2 separate regions of the Homo sapiens genome follow, and region 2 is linked to region 1. The links are chromatin loops, found by intact Hi-C in ENCODE. Cell type or tissue: Calu3. All regions are shown on one strand. Each heading gives the region's core, and the rest is flanking DNA. Links, peaks and the distances in the headings are about the cores only. Region 1 has its middle 67 kb from the start of DCLK2. Region 2 overlaps LRBA (LPS responsive beige-like anchor protein).

Region 1 (5,387 bases), core at 106-5,105:
TATAAAAATGACCCTGGTCATCATCCTACTGAAGATAGAACATGGAAAACCCATGATGTTCTTTGTAAAAAAAGAAACGCTTCCAAGCTTCTAGGATTATTTGGTTTCTAACATTTTTTTCTTCTTCTTCAAAATGTGTCATTTTTGTCACACGTTCTAGAAAGACCCTCTGTGGTGTTGGGCTTCCAGTAGAAGAGCATTGTTCATAGTCTCAAGTTAGTATTCATTTCTGAGTCAGAAATGGTACATTATGATGAGCATGAACCTGTTTCTTATTACTGCTGCTCTCCCAGCAGAGATAGAGAAGTACTAAGGCACAAAATGTGAGAGGCATTGAGTTCTCAATTGCTTCCTAATCAAAACCAGTGTCATCCATAGAACATAAGGCCAACAAAGAAATCCTTGCTGTTATCAGCAGGGCCAAGAAGTTCTACAATCACTTCTGTATTCACGCTTTTAATTTTGTATTTATCACATGCCTCTTTGGTGATCCTTTTATAAGGATAATCCCATGCCCTACATTAGGTCACTGCGTAAGGAGCTCTGGAGTCTTTTGTTAAGTGCATACATCCTTGAGCTTATTTATGAGCTGGAGAGAATTACTTTAAATGCTGATGTCCTAATCCTTTTGCCATAAGTGAACTTGGATTGTGCTTTACTATACTGGCTGGGAATTCTGACATTTTATAACTCCCCTGACTCACTTTGTCCAGATGACTAAATAGATGATGGTAGGTTTTTCAGATCACCTCTATCTTACACTGAATGTGGATGGCGTGCCTGAGAAATCTAAATAACCAAATGTATAAGTTATATGCTCCAAATAGATGCCTTGTGTGGGAAAATTACATTGTTTCTCAGTGCCTATGAGGGTTCAATAACTGTTGACTAAGTGTATCTAAGAGGGAATCTTCACATTACCCTAGTAATATGATAAGATGTATATCAAGACATTATTTCCTTGAGCATTGGCTAGAATCTACATCTGGTAGCCTGGCTTTGAGTCAGATTTTAAAATGGATGGTAAACCAATGTAGCTCATCTATGTAATAAATATTTATCAAGTACCCAATATATGCCAGGCTACTTAATATAAGTCATCAATGTATTAATTTTAAGTAGTAAGAGACCAGAGTCTTTTGATTATTGCAGGAAAAGGGCTTTACTGAATTTTGGTATATACCTAATTAAAAATACACAAAATACTGCGAGTTTCATCTCAAACCTATGGAATAAAACCGAATAGCTTTGAGGTAGGCATGTCAGACACTTTTATTATTCTTTATATTTTATCCCAGTTTAATCATCCTCAAGTAAATAGTCATACAAAGTATAGCACGGTTTCTTAAGGTAGGTCTTAAATTGAACTTATTAGGTCTTTTTTGTTTTGTTCAGCATTTCCCCATAAGTTCACTAATAGGATCTAGTATGACCATCCTGGGTTTAAATTCTGGCTCTGTCACCTAACCTGGGGTAACCACTTAAACTTCCTGAGCCTCAGTTTCTTTATCTATGAAATGGTTAAAAATAAGTTTATTACTCTTAGGCCGCAAGTAATGTACAGAAGTTGTTGGGAATTTATTAAAATAATAGGCAACTTTTAACTGGGTCTTAAAAGATGATTAAATTTTTAAAAATGTACTAATCAACACACATGCAAACACACACATACACACACACAAAGGTAATAGACTTTCTCTAGGTAAAGAAGAAGGAGAAGAACATTCAGGTGGTGGAAATGTCACATGTTATGTAAGAGAAGAGTATAATATTTAAAACTATAGGCTTGACATGCTGGCTCACGCCTGTAATCCCAGCACTTTGGGAGGTGGAGGCGGGTGGATTACCTGAGGTCAGGAGTTCAAGACCAGCCTGGCAAACATGGCGAAACCCCATCTCTACTAAAAATACAAAAATTAGCCAGGCACAGTGGTGCACACCTGTAATCCCAGCTACTCGGGAGGCTGAGGCAGAATTGCTTGAACCCGGGAGGCGGAGGTTGCAGTGAGCCGAGATGGTGCCACTGCACTCTAGCCTGGGTGACAAAGTGAGACTCCATCTCAAAACAAAAACAAAAACAAAAAACCTATACTTTAGGGGTCAACTGGTGACCCCTAATTTGGATTATGCACACCTAAGGGGCATGTACACTGCCATTTAGTCACAAGCCTATACTCTAAGGGTATAGAGAAAAAGCTTTAGCTATTTTTAATCTCTCTTCATTACTATAGGCTTAAAATACATGTATATTATTAGTTTCATGCTAGTTATATCGACTTTCATTGGTGAAATTAGTGGCTAGCTAATTAGTCACTAATTAGCCATTCAAGATATTAGAAATGGGCTTTCAGTAGTTATATTAGTGGTGTTCAAGGTATGTAGTTTGGTGAATATATTTTTGAGACACTCCTATCTTGCATGATTAGGTATAGAAATTTAGCAAGGTCTCTGTCTCTTACTCTTAAGAATGGCATATCAGATGTAACCCTCAATCAGTTCTGGGTGTAAGGGCTTATTCTCTGATTCTTGGTTGCCAGAATTGGAGTAAATACAGTATATTCAGTATACACAATATATTCAGTTAGCTGAATCCTGCTACCAGAATGTTGTTTCACATGCCTCTGGTGAGGTATTATGGACAAAATCTCAAACTGCACTGAAGTTCAAGTTAAATATGCTGTTTCACTCTTATGTCTGCTTGCTAATTAATGTCTGTTGTGGAAGAATTTGGTATGAGTCTTACTTTAATTATAACCAAGAAGCCAGGTTGTGGGGTAGTAGGTAACTCTCACCTACTTCAAATGTTTTCTGGGGCTATCATTAGCTACCAAAAAGCACCAGACTAGGTTAGCTTGGGTCTAATGTGAATGAGCTTGGAGCCAACTAAAAAGGCACAGAGCATGAGCGCTCAGGGAACAGCCAGCAGTTTAGAATGCTTGGAGTCTGGGAACATTGTATGCAGGGAGAAAGGTAGTACGGAATGAATTTAGAAAATAAGTTTGGGGCCACCTGGTGGAAGAGATGTGTGTTTCGGTCTCATAAGTGTATTCACAAAGGAAGGAGTCAGGTTTTTTAGAAGGTGAGTTCCATACTTCAGACTTGCTCTCTGGCTGCCATGTGGAGGGAGAGAGCGCCGTTAGACTAGGGTTTAGTAAACGATGACCTGAAGGACAAACCTTGCCTGCTGTCTGTTGTGGTACAGCCTGTGAACTAAGAACGGTGCTTGCATTTTTAAGTGGGGGGATTAAAAAAGAAGAAAACTATTTCATGCCATGTAAAAATTATATGAAATTCAATCTCTATGTCTATATATTAAGTCTTGTTGTTGGATTACAGCCATGCCCATTCCCTGTCCATTACTGCTTTAGCTCTGCAACCGGGGAGTTGAATAATCACAGGAACAGGATGGCTCTCAAAGCCTAAAATGTTTGCTGTCTGACCCTTTACAGAAAAAGGTCACCAGTCCTTCTGTTAGACCAGGATTGCCATAGCCCATGCAAGAAGTGAGAGAACAGGTGGTGAAGGAGTGGGGCAGGGACTTCCCTGGGTAGAATTATTTAATATAAGAATTAGATTGAATTTTGGTGGTGAGGGAGTGCCTGATGACTCCTCATCCTCCTCGTTTGTCTTGTGACGCTATAAAATGAGGAAGCATATTCGGGAGAAGAAATAATTTGGTGAGAGAGGAGAGGTAGACATTAATTTGGGCTGGGCTTATTGAATCTGAGCTACCTGTGGAAAATCTAAGTAGAGGAATCTCATATGTATGTCTTGAGGGATGTTGGGACTGGAGAATTGAGGTTTATTCATTTCAGGTCCTATTTGAAAGTCAGATCTTTTAAGGTTAGGCAGAGGAAGACAAGCCAGAGAAGGAAGAGAACTGGAGGAGAACACTGTTTTAAATAGAAATCAAAGATTAAGAGCTCTTGCTTCAAGAAAGGAATGACTAATAGTGTCAAATGCTGCAGAGTTCAAATGAGCTGAATATTACACTCAGCAAATGGCCGGTTATTGGCAGGATTAAGCAGTTTTGCTAAAGTTGAGGATTGCCTGCTTAGCAATTCCACTTGATCTCATGGCTACCTCAAGTCAACATATTCTAATTGGAACTCATCGCTTTTCTGATTCTGACACCCTACCACTGAAATCAGTGTTTCCTGTCTTGGGGATGACACTGTCATTTATCCAACTGTCAAGCCAGAAACCTGGGGGTCAGGCTGGACATGTGGTTATCCTTCACCCCAGATAGCTAACCAATTACTAAGTCACATTGATTCTATCTTCTTAATATGTCTTCAACATGCCCAGGACTCTATTTCCACTGTCATCCCTAGAATGCAGTTATAGAGTCTCTCTGCTGGACTCCTATAACAGTGTCTTAACTGTTCTTTCCCATCTGTCCTCCTCTCTCCTAATTTATTCTCTACTTAACGGCCAGAGAGATCTTTTTTTTTTTTTTTTTCCACACAGAGTTTCATTCTTGTCGCCCAGCCCAGAATACAATGGTACAATCCTGGCTCACTGCAACCTTCGCCTCCTGAATTCAAGTGATCCTCCTGCCGCAGCCTCCCAAGTAGCTGAGATTCCAGGCACATGCCACCACGCCTGGCTAATTTTGTATTTTTAGTAGAGACAGGGTTTCACCATGTTGGTCAGCCTGGTCTTAAACTCCTGACCTCAAGTGATCCACTCACCTCGGCCTCCTCAAGTGTTGGGATTACAGGCATGAGCCACTGCGCCCAGCCAGGAGATCCTTTTAAAAGCAGTGTGATCAGGTCCCATCCCTGCTTAAAGTCATTTTCCTACCACCCTAAAAGTAAAGAACAAATCCTCAGTGTGGCTCACTGGGTGTCCCACAAACATCATTTTGTACCATTTCCCCCTGAGTCTCTACAGTAAAGTCACACCAGCCCTCTTCCAGTTCCTTGAAAACACATTTCCTTCTACTTCAGGGACTTCCCATCCATTAATCATTTAGCTTGGAACATTTTCCCCACTTCCCCTTTGTGTAGTTAATACTTAGGAACTCTTTGCCTATTAGTTTATGTCACATCGTCTGCAGGGAATCCTCCAATTTCCCAGTCTAGTCTTGTCTTCTTATGCACTCTCACAGCTCTGGAGCTTCTTTTCTACTGAGAAGCGAAGGTATTGTCTAATATCTGTTTTCTCTTCTTGAAATCAGGAGCTGTGTCACCCGCCTCACCTCTGTGGCTCCAGTGTCAGGGTCAAGCAGTGCCTTTTCACTCAATGATTCCTTGTGGAATGGACGTGTAGCAAGAATGCAGAAATGGAGAGTTCTGTATGTTTTGGTCCCATAAGTTTTCTATAAGTTTGGATTCCAAAGGGAAGGAGAACAACTTAATAATAGCAAAAGTAGATTCAAAATA
Region 2 (5,387 bases), core at 148-5,147, 860 kb before region 1:
GCCTCAGCCTCCCAAAGTTCTGGGATTACAGGCATGAGCCGCTGTGCCTGGCCTAATTTAAGCTAAATTCTGGAGATTTAAATAGCTTTATGCTAAGACCATTACAATAGTAGTTTAGTTTGCATTTTCTGGGGAGATGGGATGTTGAATAGGTTTTAATTTCCTTTGGGTTTTTTGTGTCTAATTTTACTTTTAAGATTATGAAAGAAAATCTTCACACCTTTAAAAATTCTCTATGGTAGGCCGGCCGTGGTGGCTCATGCCTGTAATCCCAGCACTTTGGGACGCCAAGGCAGGTGGATCACGAGGTCAGGAGTTCAAGACCACCCTGACCAAGACGGAGAAACGCTGTCTCTACTAAAAATACAAAAATTAGCTAGGCGTGGTGGCAGGTGCCTATAATCCCAGCTATGAAAGACTGTGTGTGCATACCATAAATTATGATGAGGAATCTAAGAATTTATTATATTTTTCTGAGATTTTGATTATAGTATTTTTTATTTTATTTCATTATTTTTTTTTGAGACAGAGTCTTGCTGTGTCGCTTAGGCTGGGGTGCAGTGGCACGATCTTGGCTCACTGCAGCCTCTGCCTCCTGGGTTCAAGCGATTCACCTGTCTCACCCTCCTGAGTAGCTGGGATTACAGGCACACGCCACCACACCTGGCTAATTTTTATATTTTTAGTAGAGATGGGGTTTTGCCATGTTGGCCAGGCCGCTCTCGAACTCCTGACCTCAAGTGATCCACCCACCTCAGCTTCCCAAAATGTTGGAATTACAGGCGTGAGCCACCTCGCCCGGCCTGCTTGTTTTTAAGATCAACTTTACTATTTGGTATATCTCAGAGAGAGTAAGCAGTTTCACTGACATTTAATTCATTTATAATTTAACTTGTTTTATTTTAACCTTTTAAAGTTCAGCTTTATTTTTGCACATTTGAATCATGAAAGAAATTTCCTTTCATATTTATAAATGCTTTCTAATGAATGTATTGTCATTTCTTTCCAGAGGTGATTTTTTTTAATAACAGAAGAGGATGTTTTTGGTAGACATTTGTGTTAGGGAAACTAAAGAAATTGCAATAGATGGATGACCTTCTATCATGAGTTTTTTGTTGAGTTTGGTTTTTACTTATTTATAAACTGTCTTACAGAGATACTAAAAGTAATTGCGACCCTACTTCGAAATTCTCCCCAGTGCCCAGAGAGCATGGAGGTTCGCAGAGCCTTTCTTTCTGACATGATTAAACTTTTTAATAACAGTAGAGAAAACAGGAGGTAAGCTGAATCAGAAAGCATTTATTTGCAGTATTCAAATGTACTTTTGTATAAGCCCATTTTATCTAAGAAAAATTGCTTTAAAAATACTGTGAAATGATTTTTCTATTTTTTTTATTAAGAGTATGTAAATAATGTACCACATAGTTAAGTTAGAATTTTTAGTACCACATTGTCGAATTGTTCTTAATGTATAACTAAATGTGTTTCTTTTTCGGGGGGAAAGGGAGGGGCAGGGTTATTTTGTTTTAAACCTTTAGATTTATTTTAGATAATTTTTTTTTCTTCAGTAATTTAGTACCCTCTCATAATTTTCAGGAGCTTGCTACAATGCTCTGTGTGGCAAGAATGGATGCTTTCTCTCTGCTATTTTAATCCTAAGAATTCAGATGAGCAAAAGATAACAGAAATGGTATACGCCATATTCAGAATCCTGCTTTACCATGCAGTCAAATATGAGTGGGGTGGCTGGCGTGTATGGGTAGACACTTTATCAATCACTCATTCAAAGGTAAGTTTCTTTATGAAAGCGTATTGTAGCATTTTAAATATCTATAATTTTTGAATTTTAGTCATTTAAAAAATTTCGATACTTAAAATCAAGGAAAAAAGGCAAGTTATCTTCTGAAAGTACAGCAAAATGAAAGCTCAAAAAGATTATCAATAGAAATAAAGCATTTGTAATTTCTTTAGAATCAAAATAATTTTTTCTAATGTTGTTTTTACATGTACTTATCTTTATAATGGTAAATCTATTGCCACAGCATAAAGGAATTTATACTAGGGTGCTGAAAAAGTAGTTGCGGCAAAAACTGCAATTATTTTTGCACCAACCTAATATTTTTTTTCGAGGAAGCCCTGTTTACAAACATGGGTCTCAGAATTTTATATGAGTTAAAAGCTTTTGAACACAAGGTGGCGCACTATATTCAAAGATGAACAGTTGTTTTAGCAACGTAAGGTGGATGAGTAAACAGAAAAGCTCTGGGTGATGTCTGCCCTGTGCTAATCTTACAGGTAGCTAAAAACTGGGTTTGGAAGAATGTAGTTTTTTTTTTTTTTTTTTTTTAAATTAAGCCAAAGTAAGTTTAGTTATTTATATATAGCTTAAATTCTTTTTTGAAATACTCTAAGCATACAAAAAGGATCACTGTTTATGAAATTGGGTTACTCCTCTATAATTGCTTTGTCTCCTCTTCTTCGCCTGACCCCCAACACCACTAGCTTTTATTTGGTGTTGTCTTTTGTCTTTTCTATACCTTTACTACGTGTATATAACTCTAAACAATAAAGAGTTTTATTTTTTATGTTTGCACTTAAGGTAAATGTGGCATACTGAATGCATTTTTTTGTTAATTACTGTTTGTGCTTATTACTGTTTGAGATTCATCCACATTGACCCATATAGTTTTGTTCATTTTCTCAATTGTAATGTATTGCATGACATGACTATTTATTTACCAATTAATTAGCATTTTCGTATACATTTTGTGCTTGTTCAAGAATTTTCTGCATATATTCCTAGAAGTAGAATTGCTGACTTATAAGGTGAAAATGTTGAACTTTACAAGATAATGCAAATTCTTTTCCAAAGTATCGTATTCCAATACAATACAGTATTCTAAAGTAGTGTATCAGTTTACATATCACCAGCAGTGTTTAAGTTCTCATTGCTTCACATCACCTAATCACGTGGTATGGCTGGAGTTTAAAAATTTGTCACTTTGATGAATTTAAAATGCTACATCACCATAATCTTGATCTGTGTTTTCTTGTTGTTTTGTGGGAGTTCTTTATGTAGTCTCATTCTTAATCCTTTGCTAGCTATGTTGTTTATGAACATCTTCTGCCAATATGTGGATTATCTAACTATTTTTGGAGTTTTATGTTTGTACCTTCTGAGGAAAATTTACATTTCAAGTAATTAATGCATTAAAATCTATTAGTTTCATTTACGGTGTATGTTTTTTGAATTTTAAGAACTTTTTCATTACTCAGAAGGAATACTGTATAATTATATAGCTATTTATTTAATAAAAAATTGACTAGAAGGAATAAATACCAAGAATGATAATTTCTCTATATCTTTAAGTGTTACATTTTACTGACTATCAAAGTTATTATTCTAAGATATTTTGTCATTCTGTAGAATATATTGCCATTTCTGGCCAGGTGTGGTGGCTCACGCCTGTAATCCCAGCACTTTGGGAGGCCAAGGCGGGTGGATCACCTGAGGTCAAAAGTTGGAGACTAGCCTGGCCAACATGGTGAAACGCCATCTCTACTAAAAATACAAACATTAGCCAGGCGTGGTGGCGTGCACCTGTAATCCCAGCTACTTGGGGGGCCGAGGCAGGAGAATTGCTTGAACCTGGGAGGCAGAGGTTGCAGTGAGCAGAGATAGAGCCATTGTACTCTAGCCTGGTGAGACAGTGAGACTCCATCTAAAAAAAAAAAAAAAAAAGAATATATTGCCCTTTCCTAATTACATGTTTCTAGGTATTTGAATAGCTTTTAATTATTGATTGAAAGTTCCTACAAATTATTCATTGTTCCTCCTCTTTCTTCATTGAGAGAAAGTATGCTTCTACAAGGGTTTACAAGGAGTAAAATCCATTTGTAAATAAGAAAAGAGATCTGATTTTATAAAATGGCTTTGTTTTAGTCACTGTATTGTTGAGGTTGATCAGTTTTGTTTAAAACAGAATTCAGCTAGCCATGGCCTAAGTGTCAGATCTAAATAAAATTGTGCTAGAATGTATCCACTACCATTCCTTTATATATTGTATATGGCTACTTTCACACTATAAGGATAATCATACATGTTACATCAACGACATGGCCCCTAAAATCTAAAATATTTACTATTTGGCTCATTACAGGAACTGTTTGCCATCCTTTCTGTAACTTTAGTTTGTGCTGATGCCCAGATATTCTCATTTCTATTGCAGTAGGCTGCTGCAATCTAGACTGATTTTTTTTCTCATACTATGTTGCCATTTACAAAAGATTATAAGAAAAATAGGGTTGACTTTGTGCCCCATATACATCTGGAGTAGATTTCAGAGATTTCTAGGGGAGATTATAGGTTAGGGAAGTGCCCAGTATAAAGCAGATTTTTCACGTTTCTAACAGATCTATGTCAGTTCACCTTAGTTTCTTCAAGTCCTTAGGAAAGATGGCTGGAGGAGTATAAACTTTAAAGCAATCGTTGTTAAAAGTATAACCTAAAGACCTTGGGAGGGAGGCCAGGCACGATGGCACATGCATGTAATCACAGGCTGAGGCGGCTGGATCACTTGAGGTCAGGAGTTCAGGACCAGCCTGGCCAACATGGTGAAACCCCATCTCTGCTAAAAATACAAAAATTAGCTGGGCACGGTGGTGCATGCCTGTAATCCCAGGTACTTGGGAGACTGAGGCAGGAGAATTGCCTGAACCCAGGAGGCAGAGGTTGCATTGAGCCAAGATCATACCACTATACTCCAGCCTGGGTGACAGAGTGAGACTCTGTCTCAAAAAAAAAAAAAAAAAAAAGAACGTGGGCCCATGAGAGCTTTTCATGGGGTCTGTGCAGTCCTCCTTTCCTACTGCATAGCTGTATGAGGGTGGATTTTCTTTATATACTTCAGCCAAACCAATATATGCAACAGATTGAATGCAAAAGCAAATATGAGAATGCAGTTGTCTTCTATGAAGCCAAACTTTAAAGAGATTGACAAAAATATGAAATAATGGCACTCTTCTTGTTATTGTTTGGTTTTGAAAAATAATCATTTTCAAAAAATGTTATTTATATTATATATTGAGTTTATTATTTTTAAGTGGGTTAATAGTTCTAAAAGGTCTCAGTTTTAATTCCTAATATAATAAGCAGTAGTAGATATAATCCACATAGATAAAGAGTCTTTGGGGACCTTAATACTTTTTAAGAATGTAAAGTGTTGCCCGGGCACGGTGGCTCACGCCTGTAATCCCAGCACTTTGGGAGGTTGAGGTGGGTGGATCATGAGGCCAAGAGATTGAGATCATCCTGGCCAACATGGTGAAACCCTGTCTCTACTAAAAATACAAAAATTAGCTGGGCGTGGTGGTGAGTGCCTGTAGTC

The links. A loop is a pair of places that touch in the nucleus more often than their neighbours do. Peaks named below come from ENCODE experiments on the same cell type or tissue, not always from the same donor. Only the 100,000 strongest peaks of a DNase experiment are listed, where the experiment ranks them.
Region 2: a loop joins it to region 1, with 9 times the contacts of the local background. A loop is called at or near these places in 23 of 110 quality-filtered maps.

Annotation. Positions count from the first base shown.
Region 1 is chr4:150,008,334-150,013,720 of GRCh38, reverse strand. No RefSeq gene overlaps it. Among named protein-coding and RNA genes, the nearest start is that of DCLK2, 67 kb to the left of the region's middle. In Calu3, for the core only: no CTCF peak of the experiment used is centred there; a DNase peak (open chromatin) is centred at 3,010.
Region 2 is chr4:150,864,073-150,869,459 of GRCh38, reverse strand. LRBA (LPS responsive beige-like anchor protein) reads left to right here. Exons shown (of 57, transcript NM_001364905.1): 21 at 1,155-1,278; 22 at 1,597-1,789. Among named protein-coding and RNA genes, the nearest start is that of LRBA, 150 kb to the left of the region's middle. In Calu3, for the core only: no CTCF peak of the experiment used is centred there; a DNase peak (open chromatin) is centred at 2,219.